Regions from separate parts of the Homo sapiens genome. Here all the other regions are linked to region 3. Evidence: chromatin contacts called from ENCODE Hi-C or POLR2A ChIA-PET data. All regions are on one chromosome and are shown on one strand. The core of a region is the stretch at or near the end of the contact, and the rest is flanking DNA. Distances in the headings are between cores, read along the strand shown.

Region 1 (3,202 bases), core at 162-2,661, 1.4 Mb after region 3:
TTCCATCTCAAAAAAAAAAAAAAAAAAAAAAAAAATCAAGATGCGCTCCCTCTGTGAAGTGGTTAACGGCCAAATGAGAAATAGAGATAATAAATACTACAGTGATTGTGCAATTTCTTTGTACCCGAAGTAGTTGTGGAAGACCTAATGAAGAAGCAACTGAAACTGGACTTGAATTACAAACAAAAACAGAAATGGTGAGGACATTTAGGATGATAGCCCGGCCTAAGCCCAAGCTCCAAAAACTTGGAACACTATGTATGGACTCTTTTAAAAAAAACTTCGCCGGGTGCAGTGGCTCACACCTGCAATCCCAGCACTTTGGGAGGCCGAGGCAGGCGGATCACCTGAGCTCAGGAGTTCGAGACCAGCCTGGCCAACATGGGGAAAACCCATCTCTACTAAAAATACAAAAATTAGCTAGGTGTGGTGGGGCATGCCTGTTAATTCCAGCTACTTGGGAGGCTGAGGCAGGAGAATTGCTTGAATCCAGGAGGTGAAGGTTGCAGTGAGCTGAGATAGTGCCACTGTACTCCAGCCTGGGTGATAAGAGCAAAACTCTGTCTCAAAAAAAAATAGTGGGATAGTTTGAAATAAGTCTAGAAAGGTAGGTAGGCAATAGATAGTATAAGGCTTTCAAATTATTTGTAAAGAAACTAGAATTTTATACTAAATCAAGGAGAAGTCATTAAAATTTTTAAATAGAATGGTCATATGCCCTATTAAGAATATTTGGGGCTGGACATGGCATGGTGGCTTACGCCTGTAATCTCAGCACTTTGGGAGTCCAAGGTGGGCAGATCGCTTGAGTCCAGGAGTTTCAGACCAGCCTGGGCAACATGGTGAAACCCTGTCTCTACAAAAAAAATACAAAAAAAAAAAAAAAAATAGCCGGGTGTGGTGGTGCACACCTTTAGTCCCAGCTACTCGGGACGCTGAGTTGGGTGGACTGCCTGAGCTCAGGAAATTGAAGCTGCAGCGAGTGGAGATTGTACCACTGTACTCCAGCCTGGGCGACAGAGCCATACCCTGTCTCTAAAAGGAAAGAAAGAAAAAAGGAATATTTGGGATACAGATTCTAACAAAATGTCTTTAAAACACTCCTACCTACCACTTGACTAAATCAGAAGACATTTTTCCCATGGAAATGTCTGTGGTGAGCAGACCAAAGCCTGAAGGAACTAATTTCCCTGGAGACAGATCTTGTGTATTTCTGGAGCTTGATAGATTACCAGGGAGCTGTTTATAAATAATAGATTTTCATTCTAGGCTCTCTATATCTTACGCAGCATAAGCAGTTGAAATTCTAGTTAGCTAAGGGATTCTTAAAGGGAAAGCTCTGAAGTCTGAAGCTAGATTAGGTCAGTAGAAAACCATGAATCACTAGCCACTGAATGGAAGGTGGAGCCTTTATCAGCAGCATCTCAGAATCAAACCCCAGCACCATAACATCACATCCTCTTCGTTCTGCTATCAGTCAGATGCAACAGGAAACTGACGAAGGTACTAGGCAGTTTCCTTTCTGCTCTGACCTGACTAGTTTCCTCTGCAGCTTGCTCCAAGCTTATTGTAAAGGAAAATAATGAAATGCCAGTCAATTTCCTCCAGTTGGATTAAGCCTAGGACAAGGAAGGAAAAACAAATTTCTAAGATTAGTCAGTTTCCCCTTGCAACTATGAAGTTGGTTCAGGGCCTCCGGCTGACCCTTCTCTCAGTATTTCCCTCTCAGAGCTCAGCTTTACATCATAGGCAAGATAAAGACTTGGCAAAGTGAACAACACATATTGTGTAATTCTTATAGGAAATCTTGGGTTCATTCATGGGAAAACCATCTATACAGAAGATTGTGTTTGATAAGCATTGAAGTCTCCTTTGACGTCTAGCAAATTCATTAATTCAAGAGAGTAAAAAACAAAAACAAACCAAAAAACCTACTGATAATAGTAATTGGTATACCCAAGCAGCCAGGTTATTTTGCTCCTTTCTCAGTATGACTAACAAGGAGCTGTTTCCATGGAGAACATTTATACAAAATTAACAAGGGAATCAAGTTAGTTTAGTGAAAGAGACAGGGTTGGACTACTTCGAAGAAGTAGTTATGTCTGTGGTAACCTGGATTTTGCTGGGTATTAGAGATGCTATGGCCTGCTGAAAAATATAACTAAGAGTCTGGCATCTGAGGAATCTGACTGGCTTACTTTGTAAAAGTAATTAAACTTAACAGTGGAAGTTGCCACTTAAAATATCTTCTCAGTGAACTTAGTAATGTGGAGTAACAATACTGTATTGAAATCCACATTGAATGAGAGTTACTAATTTAGCAGATGGATGATTCTTCTTTATCACCTTCTACTTCCTGTTTCTTCTAATTTACTTACTTTTAATTTTCCCTAGTAAATTTCTGTATCTTCTGTACTTCATAGCTGTTATTAAAATAATATTCCATCAATCTTCCTTTCATACATTTGTGTGATTTTTATTTTTATGTATTTTTTTTTGAGACAGTGTCTCACTGTGTTGCCCAGGCTGGAGTGCAGTGGCGTGATCTCAGCTCACTGCAACCGCTGCCTCCCGGGTTCAAGCAATTCTCCTGCCTCAGCCTCCTGAGTAGCTGGGATTAGAGGCACGTACCACTATGCCCGGCTAATTTTTGTATTTTTAGTAGAGAAGGGGTTTCACCATGTTGACCAGGCTAATCTTGAATGCCTGGCCTCAAATGATCCTCCCACCTCGGCCTCCCAAAGTGCTAGGATTACAGGTATGGGCCACCGCGTCCGGCCTATTTTTAATATTTATACTGTAGAAACTCCTCTAGCTAAGCCATACATTGTAATTGCTGAAATTAATAGTGTAATAAAAAACAAGAAAACAAGTGTATGGAGCTTTAGAATACGAAGAGTTGATAAACAGACTGTGAGAATAAATAGGCAAGAATTCAAGGTTTCACTTTAATGGCATTTGGAGCAGCCACTGTAATAGACATCTGACAAGTAACAGATGTGTGGGGGCTGTGACATTCTCCTTTTTTTTTTTTTTTTTTTTTTTTTGGTTAAGGACTAATTATCTATTACTTTACAGACTTGCTAATATACTGTGGAGCTCCTAAAACAGCTTGGTTGATCAACCAGCAGTAGCATTATTAAACTAACAAACAAAAGAACTTGTACATGGATAAAGGTCTAATAATCTTTATTAAGGGATC
Region 2 (3,194 bases), core at 428-2,927, 1.4 Mb before region 3:
TGGTTCCCGTTTCCTCCCAGAGCCGGCAGGGGGGGCACCAGGCAAAGTTTGCAAGACGCGCCTCCCTCCCACCCCTCCCCCTTCCTCGCCCAACTTCCCATAGCCGCGGCCTCAACTAAAAGTGGCCATTGACCTTTCAAGCTTTCGAGCAGTGATGCAATAGAATAGTATTTCAAAGAAAAATGCTTATCGAAATTTTGGATCCGGTTTTCCCGTGATTGTTAAGGGTTTCTTTTAAAAAGTAGGTCACATTTCAAGTAGGTCATATTTCGGGGGCGGGTGCGCAGACAAGGAGATGAGTTTCCACTAAGGCCAGGGGGCCTCCAACGGGGTTGGAGGTGAGAATCCCAGGTAGGGTAGAGGTGCCGAGATCCTTCCGAATCCCAGCCCTGGGGCGTCAGCCCTGCAGGGAATGGCAGAGACACTCTCCGGACTGAGGGAACCGAGGCCAGTCACCAAGCCCCTTCCGGGCGCGCAGGTAAGGGCGCCCCCTTAGCAGCCGGCGCAGGTGACCCGGGCGGGCCGCCGGGTCTACCGGAGACGTTGGAGCAGAGGGGAGGAGGAAGGGAGGAGCCGGGTGGGTGCGGGTGACAAGGAGCCGGAGCGCCAGGGGGAGGGGACTAAGGACGGCCGGCGCCGCTTAAGGAGGCGCTGCTCTCCCGCTCGCTGCCTTCCAGGACCTGATCAAGGGGACCGCCTCCGGTCCCCGGCCGTGGGCACCGGGACGAGCACGGCGTCCCCACGCCATCGATGTGTCTTAGAGCCGGAGAGTCTGGTTTCCGAGGACCCACAGTCGCTCCTGCACGCCCACCCCCCGCAAAAGTGCGGCCAGGAGGGTCGCATCGAGGGGGCGCCGCCGGGATGTTTAGAGGAACCCACCCCCGTGGCAGGCCAAGGGCCAAGGATCGCTATCCTTCCCTGAACCCGGGCGCTCAGCTGGCCCGGGTAGGGGGCAGGCTCCGGCCGCCGAAACGGGGTTGGCTGTAGCCGGTGGCCGGGGAGATCTCTAGCTTGCGCCCGAGCACCCCGGGGTGTGGGGCCAGAGGCAGGCCGACCCCGGCGTGCACACCGCCCGCCCTGCACCCGAGCGCTCTCACCCGGTCTTCCCTGAAGCCTGTGTATTGCGACCGAGCCTCTTTAAAGCAGTAGCGGGGCCCGCGGTCACGTGAGGCCGATTCCTGGAAAGTTCCTGGAAAGCCGCCTCCGCAGCAGCCGGGCGGGGCGCGAGCGGAGCGCTGACTGGGGAGGGAGGCGGGGAGCAAGGGAGGCGCGTCGGTCTGGGAAGTCGCGCGCACTCGCTGCTCCTGGGACCGACGTTTAACTCTTGCCAAGTCTCGTCGCAGCCGCCGCGGCTGGCGGGCCTTGGGCTTCCCCTGAAGCATGAGCCCTCTCGCCCGCAGCCACCCTCACCGCGTGGCCCGCGGACAGTGCGCGCCGGGGTCCCGGGTGCACAGCCTCAGGATACCCCGTGCCCGCAGCTCGGGCGCCCGCGGCAGGTACCGGTAGTGGGGGAAGCCCGAAGGCTCCGCCCCGAGGAGAGTTACCGGGGAGGGCGGCGAGGCGCGGCCGCGTGCGCCGGGGAGCGGCGGACGGCCTGGGCTTCCGCAGCTCGGAGCGCCGGGGAAGAGAGAGTCCGAACCGCGGCTCTGCCCCGCGGCCTAGCGTTGCTGCCTGCTTTCTCCAGCCCCTTCTCGGCGTCTGGAAGTGTCTGGAGTTTCTTTTTTTTATTTCCCCTAAACTGCCATTCAAATTAATAATCCTCCTAATAACCTGATCTCCCGCTCCTCCCCACCGGCCTGCCTCCCGCCCTCGCTCCTTCCTCCCTCCCTCCCTCTCTCCTTCCCACCTCCAGGGTCGCAGCCGGAGGGAAACCCGGCAGCAGTCCGAGAGTGGAGGTGTCCCAGCCCGTAGGGGGCGTCGCCGCGCGGTGGGGGATGGGGTCGAGGCAATGATCCTCGAGGCTTTTGTGTGCCCTCTGCGCACGGAACTCCGACCGCCGCCTCCGAGCGCGGGGCTGGTTGCATCCCCGGGCATCTCGTTCCCAAATTAAACGTTAACGGGGGAAACAAGGGCAGACGCCCCTCCTCTCCCGGGCCCCTCCCACCTCCCCTTTTCCCCCCACCCCCCCGCCCCATGTCCGCTGAGGAGGCTGCCTGGTGCGGAGGCGGCGGCGGCGGCCGCGGCCGAGGTCGAGGTAAGAGCGCGGCGTTGGTGGTTTGCATTTTCCGCAGCGCTCGCGACCGCCCGCTCGGCCCCGGCCTCGCCTCGGAGCCCCGCGAGGGCTGCGCGCTCGGGCCGATTCCTCGACAGCGCCCGCGGCGGCGAGAACCACCGCAGCCATCCTGGTCCGGGAGCGACCGCCGCGGCACCCCCAACCCCGCCAGAGCGGGCACCAGGAAGCGGGGGGAGGGGAGCGAGGAGCCTCCCGGGCGGAGATGCGGCAGCTCCCGCACCTCCGCACCCCGGGTTGGTGCCTCGGGGCCCCGCAGCGCTTTAGGGCGGAGAACCAAGTTTGTGTGGGTGCTTCTTCCTGGGGGCCCTCGGGCTGCGCCAGGTGTGAGACCGGAATGCCAATTTGGGGAATCTCTCCTGTTCTTTCCTTTTTAATTTTTTCTACTTGTCCTTGACAAGGGCCTATTCCCACTGGATCTGCAGGTGACTATTTGCTCTTCCTAGGTCGCCAGTCTTTGATTTCAGCTAGTGACCCTGGGCGGGAAGACACCCTGTTCACCCTCCTCCTGACCTCCGCCCCCCACCTCTTCAGCCAACTTTATCTTGGATCTCTGCTCTCTTTATCTTTTCTCTAGAGCTGGGCCAGGGCGCTAACTGGAAGCTTGGGGTTAAATGGTGCAGGAACGTAGAGGCGGAGGAGTCCCTGGGATTTTCCACGTCTATTTCCCCACCCCCACCCCAGCCGCAGGGGTCCAGTTTGGACTGACCCAACCTCCCGCTTTCTCTTTGTAGGCGATCAGTGGGTGACCGCGGCTGCGAGGGACTTTGTCATCCGTCCTCCAGGATCTGGGGAGAAAGAGCCCCATCCCTTCTCTCTCTGCCACCATTTCGGACACCCCGCAGGGACTCGTTTTGGGATTCGCACTGACTTCAAGGAAGGACGCGAACCCTTCTCTGACCCCAGCTCGGGCGGCCACCTGTCTTTGCCGCGGTGACCCTTCTCTCATGACCCTGCGGTGCCT
Region 3 (2,955 bases), core at 292-2,791:
TCAAGGCTGGACGCAGTGGCTCACGCCTGTAATCCCAGCACTTTGGGGGGCCAAGGCGGGTGGATCACGAGGTCAGGAGTTCAAGACCAGCCTGGCCAATATGGTGAAACCCCATCTCTACTAAAAAATACAAAAATTAGCCGGCCATGGTGGCGCCCGCCTGTGGTCCCAACTACTCAGGCAGGCTGAGGCAGGAGAATCGCTGGAACCCAGGAGGTGGAGGTTGCAGTGAGCCGAGATCGCGCTACTGCACTCCAGCCTGGCCGACAGAGACTCCATCTCAAAAAAAAAAAAAAAAAAAAAAAAAAAGAACAAAAACACTTCAAAATTTGATAGGTGAAAAATATATAACACTGTTTTTAAAGTTGCATTTCTGTTGTTACAAGTGAGAATGAGCATTTTTCCATACCTTCATTGGCTGTTTACTTTTCTTTTTTCTGTAAATTATCTTTTTTCATTTTCTATTGAGTTTTTCATCCTTTTCCAGGTGTTTTGTAAAAGCTCATTGCATAATATGGAAAATAGACTCAAATCAAATCCCAATCCCAATCCAATTATTCATACTAAAAAATACTGCACTCACCAAAAAATTGCTTGTTGTCTTCATAGTATTTGTTTCCATATTTGTCTTCCCCCACTAATGTACCAACCTTCGCATCATTTGTCCTGTGAATACCCAAAAGAAAACAGACATTTTAGAATGATTCTTAGTTCAAAACATAAACGGAAATAAAGTGAGAGTAACAACTTTCAGACACAAGGGCTGCTGCATCAACTAGCAAAATGAAGAAGTGCTGGGGATGGGAAAAGATGAATTGACAACTGATGTGCTCAAATTACACTAAAAATATAAATGTAGTCTCTTCAGATTACAGGACTACTTGTATCTACTATCCCTCAGCCAGGAGGCACTGGAATTAGCAAAACCTTTAGGAAATCAAAAAGCCAAAGTATTTCATCTTCTTACAATGATACGAAGGTCTCCAGGCTCTTTCATTCCACTCTGGGTCTCCATTTAGGTTTCTGCGAAACTATGCTGCTCGTGGGATCAGTGAATGTCAGGAAGAGAAGGGACCATCATTATTACCTTCAACGCCTTACAGACAAGGAACTGTACGGCAGTGCAGGGAAAAAAACTTTACCAGGGTCACTGAGTTAATGTCTTGTAATCCTCATTACTCTCCAGGGCGTGGGAAAAGAGGGGAGCCCAGATGCCCTTGCCTCCGAGTCACAGCTCTGACTCTACAGATAGCTTCGGTCTTGTATCGGGGATATATGGGACAGAGACCAGCCTGGGGGTGGCAAGGCAGAGATTGGGGCGGTTGTCCTTGACAAGAGCTGTGGATTCTCCAAGGTGACCCGAGCCTGGGACCCCTTCCAAGAAATCAGCCAGCGAAAGTCCAGCCCCAGAGGCCAAGAGCATGGCTCTGGCCGCCTACCTGAAAAAAACCCGTAGATAGCCTCGGAGACCGCCGTGGCCGGTGATCTGCTGCAGCCCGCGTTTCAGGACCTGCACTAACTCCATCTTGCCTCGCTGGCCCCGCCTCCCGGGTGCGCCGAGCAAAACCCACCGGATGGAAGCTGCCACTCAGCCGCAGGAAGCCCACGCCCAGAAGGTTCTCACGCGAACGCCAGACGTGGTGGCTCTGCGCGTGCGCAGAGCTAGGTCTTGCCTACGCGGTCATGTTCTGGCTTCCCAAGTAGGCAGAATTGGTTTCCCCTGGAAGCAAAGGTACCTTAAAATTTAGTTTTCAGAGGTTAAATCTAGAAGGCGGGCATATGCTGGAAAGCTCACCTACACGAGGCTTTCTCACACGGGGATTCCCCCTTTGGGAATTTCAGTTTCCTCATCTAAAAATAATTGGCTCTGGTGGGCGCGGTGGCTCACTGTTGTAATCCCAGCACTTTGGGAGGCCGGGTAGGGAGGATCGTTTGAGCCCAGGAGTTCGAGACCAGCCTCGCCAACACAGCGAGAATTCTGTCTCTACAAAAAAAAAAAAAAAATTAAAAATTAGCTGGATGTGGTGGCGCGTGCCCGTAGTCCCAGCTACTCGGTAGGCTGAGGCTTAGATGGGAGCATCGCTTGAGCCTAAAAAATTTCAATATTACTTCATTTGTTAACCACAATTCTTCTACAAAGAGAAACCTCCCTTCAACTATTTGGCTCCTGAGATACAATTAATGTAGGAAAGGCAGTATGGGTGCTTGATTCTCTTACTTTTTTTTTGTTTTTTAATTTTAGAGACAGGCTCTCTGTCACCCAGGCTGAAATACAGTGGTGTGATCATAGCTCACTGCAGCCTCAAACTCCTGTGCTCAAGCAGTCCTCCCATTTAAGTAAGTGCCACCACCCCTGGCTAATTTTTTTTTTTTTAGAGATGGGCATCTTGTTATGTTGCCCAGGTTGGTTTTGAACTCTGGCCTCAAGTGATCCTCCTGCCTCAGCCTCTCAAAATGCTGGGATTACAGGTGTAAGCCACCACACCCAGCCGATTCTTTCCCTTATGTGTGTTTTCAAAATAACAATTTAGTTCCCTAGCTTTTTTTTTTTTTTTTTGGTAGTGGTGGTTAAAAACACAAAATATAAAATTTACCATTTTAACCATTTTTAAGTGTACAGTAGTGTTAACCACATGCACATTGTTGCGCAACAGATCTCTAGAACTTATTCTTCTTGCAAAACAGAAACTTTATATCCATGGAACAACTTTTTCCTCTTTCTCCATCCCCTGCCAACCACCATTCTACTTCTGTTTCTAAGAGTTTAACTACTTTAGATACTTCATATAAGTAGAATCATGAGGTGTTTGTCTTTTAGGACCTGGCTTATTTCACTTAGCATGATATCCACAAGGCTCATCCATAGTGTAGTATATGACAGGATTTTCTTCTTTTTATAAATGTTGAATAATATTCCACTGTATGTATATGCCACCCAGTTACCTGTCCATAAAC

Evidence for each region. A loop is a pair of places that touch in the nucleus more often than their neighbours do. ChIA-PET counts read pairs that join two places held with the same protein, here RNA polymerase II (POLR2A). Pooled maps may share reads with other maps.
Region 1: a loop to region 3 is called in a pooled map, with 4 times the contacts of the local background. The contact joins the enhancer-like site here to the promoter of NDUFA12 in region 3. A Hi-C loop is called at or near these places in 1 of 168 maps with a recorded cell type or tissue (HepG2) and 4 of 50 pooled maps. POLR2A ChIA-PET finds 5 or more read pairs at or near these places in 1 of 52 experiments (CD8-positive, alpha-beta memory T cell).
Region 2: a loop to region 3 is called in a map of CD8-positive, alpha-beta T cell, with 7 times the contacts of the local background. The contact joins the promoter of SOCS2-AS1 here to the promoter of NDUFA12 in region 3. A Hi-C loop is called at or near these places in 4 of 168 maps with a recorded cell type or tissue (CD4-positive, alpha-beta T cell, CD8-positive, alpha-beta T cell and naive thymus-derived CD4-positive, alpha-beta T cell) and 7 of 50 pooled maps.

Annotation. Positions count from the first base shown.
Region 1 is chr12:96,444,485-96,447,686 of GRCh38, forward strand. No RefSeq gene overlaps it. Among named protein-coding and RNA genes, the nearest start is that of CFAP54, 43 kb to the right of the region's middle. Within about 2 kb of position 1,412, at least 13 of the 41 ENCODE cell types and tissues checked have a DNase peak (open chromatin) inside an H3K27ac peak, as active enhancers do.
Region 2 is chr12:93,569,721-93,572,914 of GRCh38, forward strand. SOCS2-AS1 (SOCS2 antisense RNA 1) reads right to left here and starts at 1,678. Exons shown (of 4, transcript NR_038263.1): 1 at 1,545-1,678. It overlaps SOCS2 (suppressor of cytokine signaling 2), which reads left to right and starts at 2,955. Exons shown (of 2, transcript NM_001270471.2): 1 at 2,955-3,194. The coding sequence starts at 3,178. RefSeq lists silencers at 722-771, 832-1,021, 1,392-1,671, 2,032-2,081, 2,092-2,401.
Region 3 is chr12:95,002,156-95,005,110 of GRCh38, forward strand. It overlaps NDUFA12 (NADH:ubiquinone oxidoreductase subunit A12), which reads right to left and starts at 1,542. Exons shown (of 4, transcript NM_018838.5): 1 at 1,440-1,542; 2 at 584-666. The coding sequence starts at 1,525. RefSeq lists enhancers at 1,173-1,800, 1,265-1,664.